Linked DNA regions of Homo sapiens: regions 1, 2, 3, 4, 6 and 7 are each linked to region 5. Evidence: chromatin contacts called from ENCODE Hi-C or POLR2A ChIA-PET data. All regions are on one chromosome and are shown on one strand. Each heading gives the region's core, a stretch centred on a gene start or an enhancer-like site at or near the end of the contact. The rest is flanking DNA. Distances are from core to core; before and after follow the strand shown. Region 1 overlaps FARS2 (phenylalanyl-tRNA synthetase 2, mitochondrial). Region 2 overlaps FARS2 (phenylalanyl-tRNA synthetase 2, mitochondrial). Region 3 overlaps RREB1 (ras responsive element binding protein 1). Region 4 overlaps FARS2 (phenylalanyl-tRNA synthetase 2, mitochondrial). Region 5 overlaps LOC124901253 (a long non-coding RNA gene). Region 6 overlaps FARS2 (phenylalanyl-tRNA synthetase 2, mitochondrial). Region 7 has its middle 34 kb from the start of RREB1.

Region 1 (3,176 bases), core at 578-3,077, 820 kb after region 5:
AAAAATCAACTGGAGACCAGCCCGCAAAACTCAAAATGTTTACTATTTGGTCCTTTACAGAAAATGTTTGCTGACTCCTTCCTTTATATTTGTCACTAAATACTGTCGTTTCTTCCTCCGAAAGTCTTCTCCATTTCTCAGTGCCCCCTCATTTCCAATGATAGTACTATGATTCAAATTCTGTCCACCTCTCCGTGCGGGATAGCTTCCCATTCCAGTCCGCCCTGCGTACGGCTGCCTGGCTGTCATCCTGTCACTTGCTGAATCCTCTCAAACCCATGCCCAAGAACATACATGCTCTTAGTTGCCACCAGAGGCAATCTCCTAATTTTACCTTTCAGGGCCTTCAATTCAGACTTCGGTCTCACTTCTGTCCTGTACCCTTTGGGCCTGTGCCCTCCCTGTGGGTACACCCATGCTTTCCTCCACTGCTGGGAGGGCTTCAGCCCCTCCCCCGCCCCACCTGCCAGCACTCTGCTCCCCTTTCCCCAAGAAGATCTCCTGCTAATTCACAGATTCCCTCCTGGCCTCTCTGCATTCTGCCCTCTGGTTCAGTCCCTGCTGTCATGTGTTCACTCACTTGAGCTTGTTTCTTGCTGAATTATCTGCTCATCTTATAGATTCCAATGGTAACAAAAAATAAATTAGGACAAAGACTACAAGAAAGATTCTGATGAGAGGAATCCACGTGGGGGATGATCCCCTCGGAGATGTGGCATCCAAAACTATACTAGGTCTCAACATGGGGATCACCTACATTCCTGGTGAAAATTCCTCTCTTGGTGCACACTGCACTTAATGGTTTATATCACTGACTTGATTGTTTTCCCAGACATTTCACATCTTTGCCTTTCATCTCTTCAAAGAGTTAATAACTCCCCATTAGAATATGCATATATATTGCAGTGCTAGAAAATAAGTAGAGGAACTTAATAACTTATTGTGAAACATAGAAGCATACCTTGCTTTAATAAAACTTCATGCCTTGTTCCCTTTCTCTATTTGCCTATAAAAACCCAGAACTCTCAATCACTTGCTTACCAGACATTCTGAAATTGAGAAGCAAAAGAAACCTTCTCCTACCTCGGGGCATAAGCTCTGGCCACCCATCCCATTTGGATCGTCAGGTTTTAACAGGCTACACACTTATAAACAAATTCTTATACACCTCTAAGTTCTTCTCCCCTGCTCTCTGCTTCTCCCTTGTCCCTCTGCTCCCTCCGGTCTTCTCTCTGTGTGCCATCATGGCGTGTCCGCAGTCTGACCCACTAGCCGGGAGGCCACTGAGAGGTGGGCTGGGACACTGGAAAATGAGCTTCATTTAGAAATTAAGCTCAAATCATAAGTTCTGCCTCTCTTAAAAGCTATTACCATTGACAATGAACAGCTCTGCTTCCTCTTCACGTTCTCTTAAAGCCATCATGAGCCCCTGCCTTCCACCCCAGCCTGCCAATTACACACTCCTGTCAGGGGACTTTCACTTTTAACTGCTTTTTACAGACATAAGTGAAAGTACTAAAAATTAAAAGCTGAAAGGAGATGAAAAGAAACATGCTTCAAACTCCTTCTCAGCCATTACGAATCAACAGGAGCTAAACATCAGATTTTTTTTTTTTAAAGAGCTTCCTTTTTATGAACAAGTAAAACGTATGTAGAAGAGAATACCTCAAACCCCAAATGGGTTGTGCATGTAACATTTTAACTCGTGTGCCCAGTTCCTAAGTAAATGTTACCAGTGTGACCACACTTAACAGTGGAAAGCTAGTCAGCCATGGCAGAGTTCAGCAACTGCTATTGTTAACCACACTGTAAATGTGTTAGAAGCCATCACTTTTTTTGCTGCCAAATTCTGAAACCTCTGTCTCTGAAAGGCTGCAAGCACTGTATTCACAGAGAAGGTAGGTGGCAGAAAGGGGTTAAAGAGGTTAGGTGTCTGTGTGAATCGGATTTTAGAAAGATCTAAAACTCCAAACAGCAGTGTGCATGCACTCAAATGTGCAAAACTGGAAAAAGTCATCCTATGTTGAAAAATCAAAGCCATTTACAGTAGACATGTATCCAGGAAAGGGGGCAGTCTTTAAATATATGGTTAGCCTCTTAGCCTCTCTCTGTGAAAAACTCTGGATTGCCAAGAGCAACACTGAAGATTTACTGTTATAGTCAGATTTCCCCTGCTATCTTATTGTTCACGAACTTTCAGAGCGATTCTCCATCTAGCTGTTTTCATGAATGCCTCAGTGATCAACCACTGAAGCAGATGACCTTTCTCACCAGTTGCCATGTCTATTAGCTAAATCTGCTCTTTCCCCTCAAAGCAGATCCTTCCCAGGCTCCAAGCATCTTCGTGTAATGTTATGAAGGTTTGTATATGCTGGGTGTCCACAGAGTGATACCCGTCTGGAATCTTAGGCAGTGGTGGGAGGTGCTAGAGACAAACCAGGGAAGCTTCTGCACTGATCCCAACCAAAACATGGGGAAGGAGCCTGCAGAATTGTAAACAGAAGACAATTCGGTGGTTAAGAGGCTGTGCCCAGCCCCACTCTCTCTAGCTGCCCATTTGAATGTTGGACCAACAGTGGGGCATTCACAAATCTTGAGAGTCAAGGTTCAGGTTTTAGTTTCAACTCACAGTGGGGTTCCTCTATTCTGCTGGCCTTGTTTTCTCTCTGCTAAAAAACTTCCGTTAGAGTGACTCTCCTGACCCCACACCCTGCCCTTTACTGAGTCCCGCTAGGAGCTCAGTACTCCCTAGGAGGAGCAAGTTACTTGCTGGTCCATATTTCTGGATGAGGCGGAGCTGATCTACTAAAAGACCTTGAAGTTGGGAATAGGCTTTCTTGCCCTGCTCTCCACTGGGACAGCTGAGAGACTATGCTTGTTATGCAGACCCCACCATTCTCCAGGTTGGGCTGGAGGGGAGGGAGGGAGAGCAGGTCCTCTTGATGCAGATGCAAAGCCATGTGATTCCATCAGCTGAGGAGAAATAAAGCTGACATTCTCTTTCCTTCACCTGTTTCAATGTCTTAATTTGCTTAAAACTCAGGTGGAAAAGAAAAGACTCTTCTGGCTGCCAACAGCAAGTAAACTTAAATTTACAATAGCAAAAGGTTAATTTATTATAAAAATGTTTGTAATATTATAATAGCTGGTGGAACTGAAGGGGAGTCTCAGGAAAA
Region 2 (3,184 bases), core at 117-2,616, 610 kb after region 5:
CCATTTTAAAATAACTGCCTCAAAACTCAGACCTAACTTCCCTCCCTGCTCAAAGGTCTTCTCACCTGATGATCATCAAACGCAGTTCCAACTTCTTACTCTGGCACTTAATGCCTTGCCCAACCTGCCTCCAAAGCTCCTTTCCAATTTTCTCCCCACGGACACCTTTCACCTTCCTCCATACACCCCAGCGCCCATGTTCAAAGTCATCACGCCATCCCCAAAACAGGCTACGAATTTGGCCATCACTAACCCTCTCTTTCAACTAAAGAAAGCTGCTCAGCACTGGGGTGTCTGCTCCGCATCATCCAGAGATTTCATGGAAATCCCACGGCTTTTAAGTCAGGCCATTGCAAAATACCTTCCCTTAGACAGAAGACATAGCTGACTGTTTTCCACGTGTGGTAACACGGTAATAGCGAGAAACTTCATTTCATCTTTAGAATTTTGTGTGATTATTTGTTTAATGGCATCTGCCCCACTACGTTTTAGTCTCCTGGAAGGAAAGGTCTATGTCTGTGTCTTGTCTGCTGCCTGGCATGGTGCAGGACACAGAGTAGACCTAACATATATTCCAAAAAGGGGCAGATGTATTTCATGTTACTGTGGAGACCTGAATTAGGATTCATCTGTGGAAATTATGGGGCAGATTATGGCTCAATGTAAAGAAGAATTCCCTGATTACAAAGAGTGGTCCTGAAGTACGGTGGGCTGCTATGCACAGAGGCTGAGGGGAGGTGAGTGCAGCCAGTGTCGGGGAGGACACAGAAGCCTCAAGATCCTTCCGTGAGGGACAGTCTTAGCCTCGGCTGGCCCCCGTAGAGCACCAGGCTCAGGCTGCAGGATGCGCTGTCTCCTGCCAGGCACAGTCATGAGAGGAGTTCTCCTCCTCCCTTCTCAACTAGTGGTGGTTTCTTTTTGCGTCCTGGGGGCTCTGTTCCTTGGCTGTGGGCCACCCTGGGGACTCAGAGCTGGCTCTGGCCACCTCATGGGCACAGGCAATCCTGAGACTCAGGCCACAGTGGCACTACTATGGTCATGGATATTTCGTGATGACCACAAAGGGAAGGGATGGCTCCAGCAACGGAGTCCCCTGTCATTTCCTGTGTGCAAACATTCTGCTTACTCCTTGTCCCTGCTAGCTCCTCTTCATCCTGGAACCCAGAATCACCCAGCTCCTCTTGAATCCAGCAGGGAGGGCACCGGTGGTTGCCCTCTCAGGTCTCTGATGGCTGACAGCCCTGTGCCAACCCTTCCTTAGGAAAGGCGTCTAAGCTGTGGAAGCTGCCTAATGGCGCAGATTCTAAGCCCCATCAGAGAAGTGAAACCATGCAGTGTGGGGAAAAGGGAACTGAAATTGAAAACCCTTGCCTGGAGCGGCCTCCCGTGTAACCCACTGGGGCGGCCCTTCCTTTCCCGCCGAGCCCACTCTTTCTCTGACAGCCCCTGTGCGGTGGACAGCCCAGCGTGGCCACCGCTCTGCAGGGTGTTTCCTCTGTCTTGGGGGAGTGTGCCTGTTACTAGCTGGGCCCCTCACAACAGAGACCGCCTGCTGTGGCCGCTTCTAAAATTCATTTCAAGGCACAGTTTGGCCCAAAGCCCTGAAGCCTCTTTTCAGGAAGAAAGCAAGGAGCCTCCCAATTTCATTTTGTTTTCTTACTGCTTGTTCAAAGAACAATCATATAAGATAAAAATACCATCCCCAGGCAAAGAGAATTTAATTCAAACATTCTTGAGAACAGATTCAACAACCTTTTCCTCACACGCAAAACAAAAACAAACCTGCTTCATTCTTGGTTTTTCCCAGTTACATAAAGAAAGGAAAAATGGATCGAGAGAGGCAGTGTATACAGGAGAGAGAATCTCCACCTGTGCAGTAAACGTGACTGAGAGGCTTGTGACAGCGGTTCACAGGCATTGTCCTGTTCGATGTTCTCAACAAGCCTATGAGCGGATCCTGCAATTATTCCACATCATAGATGAAGAAGATGAAGACACTGAGGCCTGGAAGGGTCTGCAGCGTGTCCAAGGGTGCACACAAAGCCGAGTTTTGAATCCAGCAGCCTTTTCCCATGACCCATGATACTACACTTGATATTTGCAATAACTAGGGTTGAACAAGCTAGAAATCAAACGGCATGTAAATAAATGAAATATATAGATATGAGCTTTGTTTCTTTTCTACCCTTATTCTCTTTTTATATCAAACCCAGGGGCACGTACTTGGGTCTGTCATGACCCACGGCTCCCGACACACTCGCGAGTGGCCCATTCGTGGCCTGTCACCTTCACTCACTCACCCTTACTTAATAAGATCACAAACACCCACAAAACCCCACTCACCCCCAGAACCGGAACTCGGATGAGGACTTTTGTCCATCTGTGGAGTCTTCCCCAACTCATCCTCCTGCCTGCCCTCTCTCAGGGAATCACTGTTCTGAATCCTTGTTTATTGCTCCCTTGACTTCCTTTGTAGATAGCTCTGAGGTTTTAGTAAGTTGTTTATTTTATAAAATGAATACCATGCTGTATGTAATCTTTTGGGATTTTCTTTTTTACTTATATTTACAACTTCATAACTAGGGTTTAGAGTTTCAAACCCAGTCGTGGCCCCCTAGAGAAGAATGGAGGTGGAAGTGGGGTGAGGGGAGACTTCCTGAGGCTACAAGGTGGACATGACCTTTCACCTTGCTTCACACCCCTCCAAGGACATCCTCGTTGCACTCAGAATAAAATCCAGCTCTCACCTTGGTTCCTCAGGCCCGATCAGTGTAGCCCTTGACAGCCTCACTGACCTTTTCTCTCCCTGCGCTTCCCCCTCCTCACCATGCTCAGCACAGGGGTTCTTCTGCTGCCCCTGGAACATTCCCTGTGAGCTCTTGCCATCAAGCCTGGGCTGGCTATCCCAGTCGACCTGCTCTTAAGTTTCATCTTAAACGTCACTGCCTCCGCAGCCTTTCAGGGCCATCCCACCTGAGATAACCCCTCTGTCACAGCGCACTGCTTTGTTTTGGTTACAGCACCCCTGATGTATTTTGTTTATTATCTATCTTCCCCCTTTACAAGAAAAACGTCTTGTCTATGTCAAACTGTATATCTAGTGAGGAGTTTTAAAAGACTGTTCTGCAGACCTGTGGGGGTCTCCAAAACCCTTTCAGGGATTTGTAAGGTCAAAGCATTTTCA
Region 3 (2,857 bases), core at 62-2,561, 810 kb before region 5:
TTCTGGGTGTGTGCCGAAGTTTTCCTTCCCACCAATTAAGAGAGAAGGCTGGGCCCAACTGAATTATTTGGACAGGAGTTTGATGTCAGTTAAATACCACAGTAACTGGCATTTTCTATCACCTCCAGACTAAAGGACAAATGCCTAATTAACATGGACCAACATGCAGCTTAAACTGGAAAAGTGCCTGTCCTTTTTCTTTCTTTTCTTTTTTTCTGAAAGATTTAGGTCTTTAACATCCTTGAGTTAAAGTGCACAAAGGGTGTCTAATGCCATCTGACTGAGGTGTAAAAGTCTAATTAACTAATGCTTTTTGCAGTGATAGTAAATCAGTTAACATTATTAATCTTCCTGACTAGGCGTAAGTGAGTGAGGAGGGCTATTGAAAAGGAGCTAAACAGTTAGACTGGGTACCCTTGAAAAAGAAAAGGAACTCTGAAAGTGATGACTGATGATACTGAAAATAACTGAGATACTTAAAATCCAACCGCTCGCCGGGCCTACCACCAGGCAAGAGACTCTGAAAGCTGAGGCTGCAGCTCCAGGGCAGGGAGAGGAAGAGGAGGAGCTAGGCGGCCGTGAAATGACTCTCATCTCCCATCCTTCCCTCCCAGCATCACCGAGAGAGACACGACTCTCACGTGCTGGAGGCTTCCCTGCCTTAAATTAACGCTGTACCTTTCCAACTAATGTTTTCAGTAGACCAAACAAAAGTTTGGAGTAGTTTGAGCAAATGACTCCAACAGTGGAGCCAGTTAGGCTAGTTTCAATTCATCAACAACTATCTTAGCATCTGGCTTCTTAGTTTCATCTGCCTATGTGTTTGGCATCCAAAAATGCGCATGCATATCATACTCATGTTAGCAAACCATACTTTATCAAAGGCACTTCCTGCATGTAAACATCTGAAGAGAAAAGGCCAACAGCCAAACAATTTCTGTACCAGGGCTTGGTCTGTCTGTCCTGAGACAATGGCAGTAACTGCAGTCATGCCCTCCACCCTCTTTTCTGGATTCCAACCCTCTATTCCCTGCCTCCCTGTACCCGAGTCTATAAGGCAGCTCCTTCCCTGGGGGCTCAGGGGGGAAGGGAGAGGCATCAGGTCTAGCAGGCACTCTCTTGGTCCCTTGCCTGCTCCTGCCGCCTCCACCCAGGCCTTCCCAGGAAAGCCAGGGGACAGGACTGCTCAACTCCTGACAGCAGCTGGATGTGACGAATTAGCTCTGGGCTTTGGGGAGGGAACTCCCCATGTTGAGGCACTCCCGTCGCCAGATCCTGGGTGATGACCCTAAACCCAGCAAGCTTCCTCCATCTTCTCGAAGAACATCTCAAAGGAGCAGAGTTGGAAAGGGAAGTGAAAGAGGGAGGCCAGGTGCCGCGGTGGCTTCATCTTTTCCCCTCCTCAATATTTCTATCAAGTTTCTGTTTCACTGCCACCTCACATAAGGGGGATATGAACCTATGCATACCTTTTTAATAAAATTCTGAGGCAAACACAACACGTTTGGTTAACGACGGGCTTTCACAAGCCACCTGATAATAAAGAACTCTTGAAAACATCAGGCTTCAGAACTCAGTTCATCCTGAATAAAGATATTTATGCTTTATTTATTGTTTTAAATGTCTTTAGAGGCTGTTATTTGTTACTTTGCACACCATTATACCTAAAAATCACCTCTTCTGTTCAAAAAGGTAGGTTCAAGAGAAAACTTTTCATTTGTACTCCTAAGTTAATTATATATTCATGACCTCCTCCTCAAATAATGTCTCAGGCTGAGGGTAGTGGCTCATGCCTGTAATCCCAACATTTTGGGAAGCTGAGGATAGCGGGTTGCTGGAGCCCAGGAGTTCGAGACCGGCCTGGGCAACATAGCAAGACCTTATCTCTATTTAAAAATAAATAAATAAATAACATCTCTTACAAAATCCTGTTTACTATTATCTCCATATTGCCTAGCCATTGGGATCTGAAGCTACTGAAGGGGGGAGAAATCCTAGCCAATTAAACAATTCTTCAAAACAAACTAAAATCCTTAAGATATAATTTATAACTCATTTCAACTTTTTAAAATACGGGCATTACTGACATCTATAAACAAAGGCAAGAGAGAAGGTGCAGATGAAGTCCCTTTTCAAATCAAACTTCTACTCAAATCAGAATTGTAAAATTGTTTTAGAATTCTTAAAATAAAGTTTGGTGGGTTTTTTCCCCCAGAAACCTGTGTGAGGTCAGTTCCATCAAAAGTCATCATCACCCCTGATCACCTCCTCAGACATGGGAATCTCACTCAGCTGAGACCAACAGTTGGAGGAGGTACTGGTCCCATTGTACAGATGGTCACAGCCCTTTAATTGAGGTCAGCTGACTTGCTTAGTCATATGCCACCTCTCTCACCAGGTCCACCACAGGACAGTAATTTCTCCCTGCCTGTGTAGTAAAAATCCAGCTTTAGTATCAGCAGAAAATCCAAACAATGTGATCTTCCCAAATCCCATTCTTTCCTGTGCTCAGTTGATCCATACTTACTGTCTACCTGTTTTGCTAAGTCCCCTAGAGCAACTTGAAAGGGCTATAAAAGCTTGAAATAAAGATCATGTTAAATGTTTTTGAAAATATACAGATGGCACATAAAACTTAAACGGAATACCTGCTCCCAGTCCCAAGTCCTAGACAAAGGTAGAATACTAAGATGCTTTTCCTGTAGCTAACAAGCACATCAGAAATGAGGCAGTCACCTCCCCTGCCTGCATCTTGGAGAGTTAAGTGGTGCAAGAATGCTGTTGTTGTCAGAACCAGAAGAACAGCAATGAAAGAGGCATCAGCTGTGGAATAACCACAGCTAAGCCACTAGACCCC
Region 4 (3,070 bases), core at 559-3,058, 700 kb after region 5:
AGCTGATCACTTCAACCTCTTACCTCTTCCTTCTTGTCCTCTGCCAGTGCCTGAAGTCTGCAATTGCATGTGTTTTAGAACTCATTTGATCTCAGGTGATGGCAGTGCACATCAAACCAGCTTAAACAACAGGAGAGTTACCACCGGCTTAGGGAATCTGAGGAAGGACTGGATAACCAGGCTGTGGGAAGGGCAGCATGCGGCTGGGCGCCAGAACACCAGGGAACCAGGGACTCAGGCACACCAGCACTTTCCCTCCATCTCTCATCTCTGTTCACCACATTCTCCCCTTGATGGGAAACGTGGCCGGGGATGGTTCCTAGGTACTCACAGCTTCAGCCGCTGGAGGAGTAATCCAAGCGCCCTTTGGTTTTCTGTCCAAACATTACAGAGAAGAGGCCTCGCCTGCCCAGCTTTGCTGGGTGCCCATCTTCAGATCTGTCCACGGGGCCAAAGCGTGGAGTCCCACTCTGCCAACGTGGAGGCTCCCTTACTGACCATGCCTTTGCGGGAAGAAGCTGCTTCTAGAAAGGGGTTCTGACAGCCCGGGTCAGAGGTCCACTATTGCTGTCACTCCAAATAGGATGGTCTAGGGACAGAGTGGTTTGGAAATTACACCTTCAAGAGACCTGAAGTTTCTCTGCCTTCCCTGTACAGACAAGCTTTTTTCTTCCTTTCATGTTACCTTCCTTCAGAAATTTTCCCTGTTCCTCATCTGTGGCAAACAAACAAGCAAACTTACACACAAACACATTACAATTTGACTGCTTGAATTTCCATCCAACCCTGTGATCTCCCCCGTTCCTGTCAGAAAGGGTTTCCCAGGTAACCGTGAATAATTTACATACTTCCTACAGTTTTCTGCTCCTGGAAGCTAAAGAGTTTAAAACTGTATTTTGTATAGGATATGACCAACCTCGTTAAAATCCCTTCTCTTTTTGTTTCCTTTTTTCCTTTTCCCTATCTGAATATTTGGCCTGCACCAAATAATTTTTAAATCATCAATTTACTTAGGACCCAACTTCTGTTTCTAAGGAGTATTCTCCACCCTAGTCAGTTTCTCCCTTTCAAGAAATCATCATAATGGATAGTAAAGAGTTCTGGTCACCTAGCTGGAAAACACTGCCAACTGAGGTTAAGTTGTGGCCTATATATCAAGTTAGGTTAGTTACCTCTGGAGAAAAAACAATATAACATACGTTGTTGATGGAATTTCTTTCTCTTTATCATTAATTCATCAAAAATACGTATTGAGTACTTACTCTGTTCTATATCCCAAATATAGTAGAAAGCTAAAGACCCAGTAATTGATAGTAACTCAGTGCAGTGATGAAAAGACGTATAAACACCAGGCAATGTGGCAATTGCTATAACAGAGAAATGGGTTAGAAATGCTTATTCCATCATCACTGCAGAATTTCAAAAATTGTATGCCATGTGCATTGCCGGACAGGCAATCTGCTACGAGAAATTAGCATATTGAATGAATTCTGAGATAAGCAATTACTCTAGTAAAATTCTGTGTAAATGTCTAGACCACAGCTGTCCTGCCTTATATAAATATTTCACCTGCTTAATTTTCACTACTAGTTTCCTCTTTCTTCATCTTACTACTGTTATTTCCTTTAGGGGAAAGTGAAAGCAAAGAAAAGCAGCCACATCTGTCAAACACAGAATCCAAAACCTACTGCAGGGTATGCCTTCATTCCCGAGAAGTATAACACAAATTAGGCTCATCTTATAAAATACAGTCATGCACTGCACAACGGCATTTCAGTCAAAGAAAGACTGCATATGCAATGATGGTCCCATAAGATTATAGTGGAGCTGAAAGCTACCTATCACCCAGTGACATTATCATCAGTGTAAAGTCACAGAGCAACACATTACTCATGCATTTGTGGTGATGCGGTGTGAACAAACCTACTACGCTGCCACTTTTATGAAGTATGTTTAGATATGTTCAGATACTGTACTTAACATTGTGTTACAACTCCCTACAGTATTCAATACAGTAACATGCTGTGCAGGTTTGTGGCCTAGAAGCAATAGGCTACACTGTACCCCATACAGCCTATGTGTGCAGTAGGCTGCACCTTCTAGGTTTGTGTAAGTACACTCCATAATACTTACATAACAAAATCTAATGACGAATTTCTCAGAATGTATCCCCGTCGTTAAGTGATGCATGACTATAGTTATGTTCACAAAAGATTATTAGGTAACTGGAATTTTGTTGATTTTGTCCTCATCTCTGAACTGTGCTCCCATGGAAAAGAAATTAGTCAAAACTGAGATCTAACCAGGTCTGAGGTGAAATATCCAAACCTTTATTTGCATGGGTTTACCTGGAGGGAAAGCCTAAGGAGGATGTGGGAGAGGGGCTTTGCAAGGCTGGTAGAAAGGCGGGGCTCAAAGCTGAGTTGCTTAAGTCCCAGGTGACAAGTTGACAGTGGGGAAACGTACAGCTCTGAAATACCACTGGACACCATGATGGCCCCAAAGCCTCAACGGTGGTGTCCCCTGGGGGCCCAATGGGAGTCACTGTCATGTCCAGTGGAAGTTAGCTTGCTGTGGACACCCCCTGGGACCTACAGAAATACTTCTGGGGGGCTCTGCGGGATACTGGGATCCATGACAGCAGGTAGGTGGCGATGCACTTGGGATATCTGAGTATGAACATTATTACGTACCCTCATCTGGACCTGCAGGCTGGGGATGTCTGAGTCTGAGAACTCATTTCCTACGTGTCTGATGAGTGCCTTTTCCTTGAGGTAGTTCCCACTAGAAAACAGGGATTCCCTCATTCGTACCAGGCCTCCTTCAGGCATTATCTTCTTCCTGTAAATGTCATGGAACATTCTACCTTGCTTTTTCCTTACTAGACACCCAATTAAATTCCAATCATGATAACACCTTCCCTGGCTCTAAACCATACATGAATATGTAGATCACTATGAAGCTGTACACTATTAAACAAAACAGAAACAAAGCAAAAAACCAGCTGAAGCCTCTGTAAAGACCTGCTGGATGCCTGGATGTTCTAACTTAACCATCCCCACCACCTGCG
Region 5 (3,116 bases), core at 281-2,780:
AAATGAACCAAAGCTTCAAATAGAAGCACTGCCTTTTGTTTCAAGGACTGAACACATGAAACTGAATGAAATTTCTCTGGCCTGAGAACAAAAGTAAAAAACATATTGAAACACAGCTCCTCCCAACACATTCAGCCATCACACACTTAGACACTTCAAAGAATAGAGATTTTTATGGCGTGTGAAGAGTGAGTTAAGTACTAGCAAATTCTCAGATTAACAATAGTGCCGAAGAAGCTGCCTACTAGATGGTAGTTTTTTTTTTTTTTTTTTAAAAAAAAAAGGAAGCTAATGACCATGGAGAGGGCTGGTTCCTAACCAGGAGCTGCATCAAAAGCCAGACACTCAGATGCATGAAGAAGTCTCAGGTACCTGGGAGGGAAGGGAGTGTAACGCAGTCAGGAAATGGAGTAGTGCCAAGTATCAAGGCAAAACTGCCTGCAACAAAGTATTTTTCTTTCTCCCCAAGTGTGGCTGTGTATGCAAAACCTGGGCTCTGTTAACAGTTGGAGCCAATTGGAGAAGTGAAGCATGTAAAATTATGTTGAGGGGGAGTCTTGCATGCGGTTTGTGCAGGGTGTGCAGCTATAATCACTACTGAAAGAAAATTAGCTGCCCTAGTCAGATCCTGGATACCTCTAATAGCTTCGGTTTAAGGAAGTAAGGCCAGATGACTGGGTTTTTTTTTTTTTCTTATTATTTTTCAGAAAACACACGAAGTTGGCAAGAGAAAGGACATCTGAAATTCATGAAAATGATCGCGGCACTGGCCTTGCATGTAGACCCCTGGCAACCAGCAACTCTGCAAACACTGTCACTTTCCCATCACTGTGTTTTCTAAGTTGTCTGTGGGGCTCTTCAGTAATGGGGGCTGCAAAGAGTTTGAGGACAGACAGTGAGTCACTTGCTGGCTTTGCTACAGCATCCAGAGACGATCTGAAACAAAGTCCAGGCTGCTGCTGCTAAGTGAGAAGAAAGATAGCCTTTGGGGTCAGCAGGCCCCTTATCATAAACTACTAAATAAGCATGTTTCATACAAACAACAGCCTTCATTTTAAACAGGCCTTACCTCCACTGCACAGACTCCATATGCTTCTTAAGAATCAAACTTAAACTGGAAGATAAAGTCTGAGGTTTGGGATTGGCAGTGTTGTGTATGCTGTCTCGCTGATGTGAAATACTGATAATAAATCCAAAGAAAAGCAAGTATATTTAGTCCAAGAATACCTTCATTTCCTTTCTAAAAACAAAACATGATTAAAATCCCACACAAAGAGGTGAGCCTGCCTGTAGACCGGAAGGCTGGTAAATACATTAACGACACCTTAAAATCTGAGTCTTACCATGCCTTGGCAATTAGACCAGACAGTATAGAATGAAGAACTAAAAGCCGCTTATGGGCCCCTGGGCCACAGATTTCATAAAAAATTAATGCTGAGTGAAATAGAAACCATCTGAACTACAGCTGGCAAACATGTGCAGGGCTTTGATCGCCAAGGCCCAGCAACAAAGAGCATTTTCGGTTATTGTTTGTTCGACTGGGACTTTCTTCTGTCATATTTCCTGCCTATGCTGAAAGGCATTTTGAGACTAGAGAAGAAGTGGTGGGAAGTGAGGGTTGAAATAAAGATGGTAGTTGGCTGTTGTATTTAGAATAAATGGGCAGTTCTAACCTGCTATGGTTAACAACCCTGGTCCAGAGAACATGAGTAAGGGTCCACAGGCAGAGCCACTGCGAGGCACTCGTGAGATAGAAGAACCAAGGGGCAAGGTGTCCAAGACGGATGTTCAATGTTGCTCTTCCCTTCACCGAGAAGCTTAGGGGCTGACCGTAAGTCTTTTGCGGGAAAGGACCTCTCTCTTGCTCCCTGCAAATCCCTTGCAGCACATAACAGAGTCCCTGACCCGTATGAGGGTCCCATAAAAACTATTCTGTTGACAGACCAGAGTGGTAGAGTCACCCCACCTACAGGGGTGGTCTCCAATAGGTACCAGCTAGCTGCCACATTCTAATGTCCCCATCCCCTGCACCAGAAGACCTGTGCCTACACTGCTCAGAGGGTGAGGAGAAATCCAATCATATCTTCCAGGAGCACCATGGGCCCAGCTCTAAGAGAGATCTTGGAATGTGTAGATTTGAAGGGAAATTTTGAGTAAGAGAAAGATAGGAGTTTGGAGAAGGTGTACTTTAGCCAAGACAATGGACTTGGTTTTAAAAATGTCTGTTTGAGTCTGAAATCCGTAATGTGCCAGGTGTGTGATTATGAGCAAGCCCCTTTGCCTCTCCAAGCCTCAGTTCCCTTGTATGAATAAAGCATTTTAGGGAGCACAAATCATTCTTTACACTTGCAGTTATTTAGTGCTCCCTTTTATGTGGCTCTCAGCCTCAGAAGCCAAAGTTTAAGTGAGTGGCTGACTGTTTAAGATAAAGGTGAAATAAAAACCAGTGGTGCATATACAATTCACTAAAAACTTTTACTTTCTTTTTTTGTCAGCAACCCTATTGCTTTCACTGACATAAGAGATTCCACTGACTTTAATTCATTAATTAACTTGTATTTTTGTACATATATTATATGCCAGATTAGGTCCACAAGGAACATATTTGTTATAGGAGGAAAACACAGAATATTTTGAAGTCTATTAAATCGTGGAAACAGACTTGTTGACGAAATTCCAAAACACTAGCTTTTAATATAGTTTCCCCTTCTTGACTGCAGGCCTTAAAGATAGATACAATTTCCTACTCATCACAAAGTCTGTCAATAATAGATAGATAAATATTACCATATTAATTATATTGCTATATATTACAGCATACTCAATATTAGTGTTGTATTATTATTATAAACAGCAGGTTAGATAAATATTTATTTGATGAATGTGTCTCAGTTATCTATTGCGATGTAACACACTATCCCAAATATTAGTGGATTAAAATAACAGCCACTTTGTTTCATTGCTCACAATTTTATGATTTTGGCAGGGCTCAGCAGGGCAGTTTCTCTCTGCTCCATGCACCATCAGCTGCAGCTCCTTGACTGGGGCCAGAGGATCCACTTGCCAGGTGGCACACTCGCGTCCTCACTCGTGCTGCAGGTTGGCAGAGATGGCTG
Region 6 (3,072 bases), core at 479-2,978, 770 kb after region 5:
CCTTCATGTTTTTCTCTTCTTGAATCTTGTTTTTCTGGAAAAAGGCTCTTTTCTTCTCAGTTAACTGAATTATTTTTCTCCATTTTGTGTCTTACCACTCTTAATGCATGCATAAAAGGCCCTAAAATAACTTCTGGTAGTATGGGACTTCTGGGGAAAAACAGAGGAGGCATCACAAACCCTGTTTTGGGGAAAATCCTCTGTTTTCCTCATGAAACCCCAGGAATTAAAAGGAGCTAAATCCCTCTCAAAATCAACGGCTCTGTTCTGTTTTGCTTGTGTTATCTGATGGTTTTGAGTTTTGGGGGTATCAGAAATTACTTCGCATTGTGAGAGTTTTGGTGTGTAATAACTAGGTAGAAAATACACTGTAAGGGATGGCTGATAGTAGTTATAAATCAGAGAAGCATGCTCTTGACCACCTGGAAGATAAGGAAACATCCCCACTCCCGACTGAGAGATGAGACTCCCATCAGGCATGAGCTGATTACAAAATAAGCCAATTGGCTTTGGGCTGCCTTGTAATGACATGCATGGTACAAGCACTACGCTGTCTTCTCCCATAGCATCCAGATGGTCTTCTCATAAATTAAGCATTAAAATAAAAGCATAGCAAGGAGCTCTTAAGACACTAATCTGCCCTTTAGTAAAAGGGTTATGAAAGGTTTGTAAAGATTTCACCTCATGGTCAAATTGGTTAGGATTAGATGGAATAATCCACACGGTTTCATGTAAACGAATTGGGGTTAACATTAATAAACTAATGCAAGGGTAAAATTTGGCTTTGCACAAAATTTTCATGTCACAGTAAAGGCTAATGAAAGGTTTTTTCCTTTTGAGTCATCATTTTGGCAAAATAATTTACGGCAATCTGGAAATTGTCCTTCATGATGCCTGGCTTTTTGGATAGTTCAGAAGGCCCCTGAAACATTCAGAAAAGAGGTAAACAGGATCATTTGAGATGTTTAGTCACATGAGATTGCCGAAATGATGTCCAATCTTCTTTAAGTTATATTTTGGTGAATAATACTAATATATGTTCCAAAATTGTATGGGATTTCTAAAATGCTAATGTCTAAGTATATGCTATCAATCATAATTAATGGTAAAGTTACTGTAAACCATGAAGATAAATAAACTTGTCAGTCATATTTTTAACTATAACTGTCCTGGAAATTTGTCATTCACAAACAATTGTTGTCTTGCTTTGTTCCTTCTCAAAAGACAGTTTATCATCAAGCTATATTAAGGACTTTAACAGGTGTTCTCAAATGCAGGTTTTTAATAGCTTTAAAGATTGTAATATTGAAATAAAGAAAGTACAGAGCTCATAAAAAACTGACATGTTGACAAATCTCAAGCAAAACAAAAGTTAACTAAATGGACTACACTCAGAAAGTGAAAGTAACCTTTTTAACTTTTGCTTGGAATACTGCTGATCCTTGTTTTGATTTTCAGCATCAAGGAAAGTTATTTTAAACTATTTATGGCCTTTAATAATTGAGTAAGGTATACTCCTGTAAACAAAATTTGGAGCATGTTTATTTTTCTCTGCCTGGTTCCTCTAGAATTTGGAAACTATCTGTGAGTACTCTTAACTTATGGCAATATAGTTGTTTGCATCAGTGCAGTAAGAATCCATTTTTCTTCATCAACAGGACACAACTGGAAAAACTGGTTATTTTACCAAGGCTTTGACTGAAAGTGTGTGTTTCCCTTTAAGGAATCAAGCGTGACAGGCAAAGCCAATTAAAAAAAGCCCCTTAGGAAGAACTGGCCTCATGCCTTGTCTGCACAGTCCCCGCACAGGATTCCTAACCTGTGGTCAGTAAAGAATGACACTTTCTAACAGGTCTGGAAGCTCCAAGTTTATCTTGGGACCTCGAGAGGATAGGCTCACCAAACACACAGGTATTAGAGGACACAAACCCATGGCTGGGCTTGGCTTTAGAAGTCTTATGTGAAATTCCTTGTGGAACAGTTTCATCAAAGTCAATCCAAAAGGTCTATGTAAAAATAACCATTCTTGCTGCACTTTATGCAAATAATCAGGTCAAGTTTAAGTCTAAAGTTTATTCATAACTAGTTTTTACCAAAAATGAGGACTGGAGAAAAAGATTTTGCTCCAAAGTTTATCTTACATTTGTCATTAAATCCTAGTCTCATTCATTGTTTTTAAGCTTTTTGCCTACATTTTAGACTAACTCTGCTTGATCCTGTGAATCAAGTGGTGATCTTCCGCAGCTTGGAAACAAACAAAAAAAAGGGATGGGTAACATAAAAATGTGAATCAATACGCTAGTTCTGGGCAATTATCTTGCAAATTCTGCCGGGTAATGAAAGTGAGTAAGGTGCCCATAACCCGGAGGTTTCTTTGTTTGGGAAAATAAAACCAAGGAACTTCATAGACCCCCAAAGGAGAATTCTATATCTTAGCAAGTAAAATTTTAGATGGAAATTACCTACCCACACCACACTTGTGGGAATTGCTGTCCTCACTCTACTATTTGCAACAGGGTTATACAGGGTAGCACCTTCTAACTGAAATATTGGACAGAGAGTTTCCATTGCTGTAGTATTTTGCTTAATTATTACCCTTACAGCAGGGATAATAGTTGACAAAAAGGAAGCATGAAAGTTTTACTATCACTGAGTCTGCTAGGACTTTTTATTGGGTTTAGTAATGCAGTTTTAAATGAAACATGCTGCTTTTGGATTAACACCTCTAGTAAAGTAGAAGAAAATCTACAGGTACTTAAAAATCAAGTCAAAATTGTTGACAGGCTCAGGGAAAATGCCGGCCTCAGCCCTGAGGGGCTACAATCTCTCTTTAATAAATTCCAGTCTTCTTTATGGAATTGGTTAACCCCTTTATTAAGCACTTTCTTGCTTATATATCTTGTATTGGTATTTGGACCCTGTATACTCCATACTATAACTCAAATTGTTTCTTCTCACCAAGAAGCAATCAAACTCCAAATGGTGCTGTAAGCTGAACCACACACACATGGACATGCCATTCTTCCAAGGATCCTTAGATCGACCCCAGGAGGAGCCCTAGCTACTGTTCCC
Region 7 (2,921 bases), core at 351-2,850, 740 kb before region 5:
GCACCGCTCCCCCCAGCCCTAATCCAAGTCCTCTCATTTATGCACAGGCATCTGCTAAGAAGTTTCTAGTTTGTCTGTATAACTTCCTGTACATCCCTCCCTTTTGTGGAATACCTGTCCCAAGCCACGGGGACTCTAAATGCTCAGTAAGAACTTGCTAAAAGAATGAATAATTTATAAGGGACCTAATATAGCACCAAGGCATGATTATGATCCAAGCAGACTCTTTGGGCCCATTTGTGCCAGAGACTCCGTTATTTTGTAATTAACAAATATCGTGAATTTGCTTTGAAGATTGTCAAAGAACATGACAATTCTGCCTCAGGTGTTTGACTCAGGGCAAAGCATTTAAACTCTATGTGCCTCAGTTTCCTTTTCTATAAAGTGGGACTAACAATAGTAGCCTACACATAGGTTTAAATGTGAAGTGCCTGCCTGACACATGGCACTTAATAAGTGTTAGCTATCTTATTTCATTTATTTTATTTATTTATTTATTTATTTATTTATTTATTTTATTCATATAGACATGCGGTTTCACTATGTTGCCCAGGCAGGTCTCAAACTCCTGGGCTCAAGCAAACCTCCTGCCTCAGCCTCCCAAGCAGCTGGGACTAAAGGTGTGCGCCACAGCATCTGGCATTAGATATCTTATTTTAAACCTGGTAAAAAATGTTCCATTAGGCCAGGCGCAGTGGCTTATGCCTGTAATCCCAGCACTTTGGGAGGCTGAGGCAGGTGGATGACCTGAGGTCAGGAGTTCGAGGCCAGGCTGGCCAACATGGTGAAACCCTGTGTCCACTAAAAATATAAAAATTAAGCCTGGCACGGTGGCTCTCACCTGTAATCCTGGCACTTTGGAGGCTGAGGTGGGCAGATCACGAGGTCAAGAGATCGAGACCATCCTGGCCAACATGGTGAAACCTCGTCTCTACTAAAAATACAAATATTAGCTGGGCATGGTGGTGTGCGCCTGTAGTCCCAGCTACTCGGGAGGCTGAAGCAGGAGAATCGCTTGAGCCCAGGAGGCGGATGTTGCAGTGAGCCAAGATCACACCACTGCACTCCAGCCTGGGCAACAGAGTGAGACTTGGTCTCAAAAAAAAAAAAAAATTTAGTGATAATGTAGTGATGGATAAAAATCTGAGCCCATAATACCTTCATCATTGTTAGTAAGTCCTGTTTGACTGTCAGCACCACCAGGGAGTCAGGAGACTCAACTCTCTACCTCCTCCTCTTCCCACTGTCTTATTCCCTTAGTCTAGATCAGGCCCTGGAATCTGCATTTTAAATATCTTCCTTGAGTGAGTTGGACACAGGTCGTCACCAAACTGACACACATATGAACAAAAAAAAAAAAAAAAAAAGAAAAGAAAAGAAAAAATACAGACAAATATAGCCCTGGAACTTAATGAGGGAACTGGGCCAAATCTTGGGTGATTCCCCTCTCCCTCGAAGAGAGGGATTTATGGTTTAGGTAAAAACCATTAAGAACACATTGGTTTTTTTCATTGGTTTCACTTTGAGTTTCTGCCTCCTGCAACCCAAAACACAATCATACAGAGCTTCGCAGCGTGGGTCTGGGCCCTGCGTGAGCAGGGCCACGTGACCGAGACTGCCTGTGCTGAAGAGCTGAAAGCAGAGGAACACACAGGCAAGGGGAACCTACAGATATTTCCCCCTTTACTTTCTTTTCTTTTTTTAAAAAAACTATAATCCCATAGAGACATATGTGACAAGTCTGACAAATGGACAAAGGAATGACGCTTGTTCTCATTTAGAAAAAGCTTGCTGATGCTGGATGTGTGTCAATGCACAAAGCTGTGGCTCGAATAGCCAAGGACATAGCATGTTTTTTTGTTTTTGGTTTTTTTGTTGTTTTTTTAATAGATGAGAGCTTCCTATGTTGCTCAGTCTAGTCTCAAACACCTGACCTCGCCTTCTTATGTGCCAGGACAACAGGCCTGAGTCACCGTGCCTCCTGACATAGCATCTTTCGTACAGGATTTAGGGAAGCATGAGAGCACTGGAAATAAAACCTAAATGGTGGGTGAGCTATAGGTAAACACTGAAATATCATGATCTTATTAAAAAGAAAATAGTGAACCCAAAGAACCTGATATACAAGAGAAAATGAACCAGGCTGCCAAAATCCTCTGTTTCAACAACAGAAGTCAATGGGATACAGTGGTTTAAAATCATGTAAAGTGAGTAAAATGTTCAACCCTGTGAGAACAGAGCAGTAATCGTGATGGGCCATCAGCCAGATAAAAGTGTCCATATTTCTGGTCCCAGGCAGTATCTCTCTCTCTCTCTTTTTGTTTTGTTTTGTTTTGTTTTTTTTTGAGACGGAGTTTGGCTCTTGTCGCCCAGGCTGGATTGCAATGGCACAATCTCGGCTCACTTTAACCTCCACCTCCTGCCTTCAAGCAATTCTCGTGCCTCAGCCTCCTTAGTAGCTGGGATTACAGGTGTCCACCACCACGCCCGGCTCGTTTTTGTATTTTTAGTAGAGATGGGGGTTTCACCACATTGGCCAGGCTGGTCTCGAACTCCTGACCTCAAGTGTTCTGCCCACCTCGGCCTCCCAAAGTCCTGGGATTACAAGCATGAGCCACTGTGCCCAGCCTCCAAGCAGTACCTCATGCAACACAAGTATTTAAGTATTTATCAAAGATGGTCATAATCAGCTCTTAAAACATACTAACTAAACACAACACTGTACACAGAAACACTTAAAAATACCACTTATAAGAGCATCAAAAGTTTTAAGGTATTTTAATATATTTTAAAAGTTATATATATTCCTATATATTATATGATATGTAGGAATATTTACTATACACTAATACATATGTAATATAATATATTCTACGTATGTAGGGAGATGTAGGAATACACACAGTTGCAGCATTTCAGTC

Evidence for each region. Hi-C counts contacts between places; a loop is a spot of excess contacts on that map. ChIA-PET counts read pairs that join two places held with the same protein, here RNA polymerase II (POLR2A). Pooled maps may share reads with other maps.
Region 1: a map with no recorded cell type shows a loop between it and region 5 (8-fold over the local background). The contact joins two enhancer-like sites. A Hi-C loop is called at or near these places in 7 of 37 single-sample maps with no recorded cell type and 5 of 50 pooled maps.
Region 2: a loop to region 5 is called in a map with no recorded cell type, with 10 times the contacts of the local background. The contact joins two enhancer-like sites. A Hi-C loop is called at or near these places in 2 of 37 single-sample maps with no recorded cell type and 4 of 50 pooled maps.
Region 3: a loop to region 5 is called in a map with no recorded cell type, with 12 times the contacts of the local background. The contact joins two enhancer-like sites. A Hi-C loop is called at or near these places in 5 of 37 single-sample maps with no recorded cell type and 5 of 50 pooled maps.
Region 4: a pooled map shows a loop between it and region 5 (5-fold over the local background). The contact joins two enhancer-like sites. A Hi-C loop is called at or near these places in 2 of 50 pooled maps.
Region 6: a loop to region 5 is called in a pooled map, with 7 times the contacts of the local background. The contact joins two enhancer-like sites. A Hi-C loop is called at or near these places in 1 of 37 single-sample maps with no recorded cell type and 3 of 50 pooled maps. POLR2A ChIA-PET finds 5 or more read pairs at or near these places in 1 of 52 experiments (activated CD4-positive, alpha-beta T cell).
Region 7: a loop to region 5 is called in a pooled map, with 9 times the contacts of the local background. The contact joins two enhancer-like sites. A Hi-C loop is called at or near these places in 4 of 37 single-sample maps with no recorded cell type and 4 of 50 pooled maps.

Annotation. Positions count from the first base shown.
Region 1 is chr6:5,505,827-5,509,002 of GRCh38, reverse strand. The region is part of intron 4 of FARS2 (phenylalanyl-tRNA synthetase 2, mitochondrial); the gene reads right to left. Among named protein-coding and RNA genes, the nearest start is that of FARS2-AS1, 49 kb to the right of the region's middle. RefSeq lists an enhancer at 1,507-1,636. Within about 2 kb of position 1,827, at least 4 of the 41 ENCODE cell types and tissues checked have a DNase peak (open chromatin) inside an H3K27ac peak, as active enhancers do.
Region 2 is chr6:5,722,258-5,725,441 of GRCh38, reverse strand. All of the region lies in intron 6 of FARS2 (phenylalanyl-tRNA synthetase 2, mitochondrial), which reads right to left. Among named protein-coding and RNA genes, the nearest start is that of FARS2-AS1, 270 kb to the right of the region's middle. RefSeq lists an enhancer at 1,136-1,455. Within about 2 kb of position 1,366, at least 13 of the 41 ENCODE cell types and tissues checked have a DNase peak (open chromatin) inside an H3K27ac peak, as active enhancers do.
Region 3 is chr6:7,135,490-7,138,346 of GRCh38, reverse strand. All of the region lies in intron 1 of RREB1 (ras responsive element binding protein 1), which reads right to left. Among named protein-coding and RNA genes, the nearest start is that of RREB1, 29 kb to the right of the region's middle. RefSeq lists an enhancer at 1,266-1,335. Within about 2 kb of position 1,311, at least 32 of the 41 ENCODE cell types and tissues checked have a DNase peak (open chromatin) inside an H3K27ac peak, as active enhancers do.
Region 4 is chr6:5,625,894-5,628,963 of GRCh38, reverse strand. The region is part of intron 6 of FARS2 (phenylalanyl-tRNA synthetase 2, mitochondrial); the gene reads right to left. Among named protein-coding and RNA genes, the nearest start is that of FARS2-AS1, 170 kb to the right of the region's middle. RefSeq lists an enhancer at 1,545-1,814. Within about 2 kb of position 1,808, at least 3 of the 41 ENCODE cell types and tissues checked have a DNase peak (open chromatin) inside an H3K27ac peak, as active enhancers do.
Region 5 is chr6:6,329,910-6,333,025 of GRCh38, reverse strand. It overlaps LOC124901253 (a long non-coding RNA gene), which reads right to left. Exons shown (of 2, transcript XR_007059428.1): 2 at 2,859-3,116. Among named protein-coding and RNA genes, the nearest start is that of F13A1, 11 kb to the right of the region's middle. RefSeq lists an enhancer at 1,165-1,214. Within about 2 kb of position 1,530, at least 3 of the 41 ENCODE cell types and tissues checked have a DNase peak (open chromatin) inside an H3K27ac peak, as active enhancers do.
Region 6 is chr6:5,563,612-5,566,683 of GRCh38, reverse strand. The region is part of intron 5 of FARS2 (phenylalanyl-tRNA synthetase 2, mitochondrial); the gene reads right to left. Among named protein-coding and RNA genes, the nearest start is that of FARS2-AS1, 110 kb to the right of the region's middle. Within about 2 kb of position 1,728, at least 2 of the 41 ENCODE cell types and tissues checked have a DNase peak (open chromatin) inside an H3K27ac peak, as active enhancers do.
Region 7 is chr6:7,072,615-7,075,535 of GRCh38, reverse strand. No RefSeq gene overlaps it. Among named protein-coding and RNA genes, the nearest start is that of RREB1, 34 kb to the left of the region's middle. RefSeq lists an enhancer at 1,637-1,876. Within about 2 kb of position 1,600, at least 5 of the 41 ENCODE cell types and tissues checked have a DNase peak (open chromatin) inside an H3K27ac peak, as active enhancers do.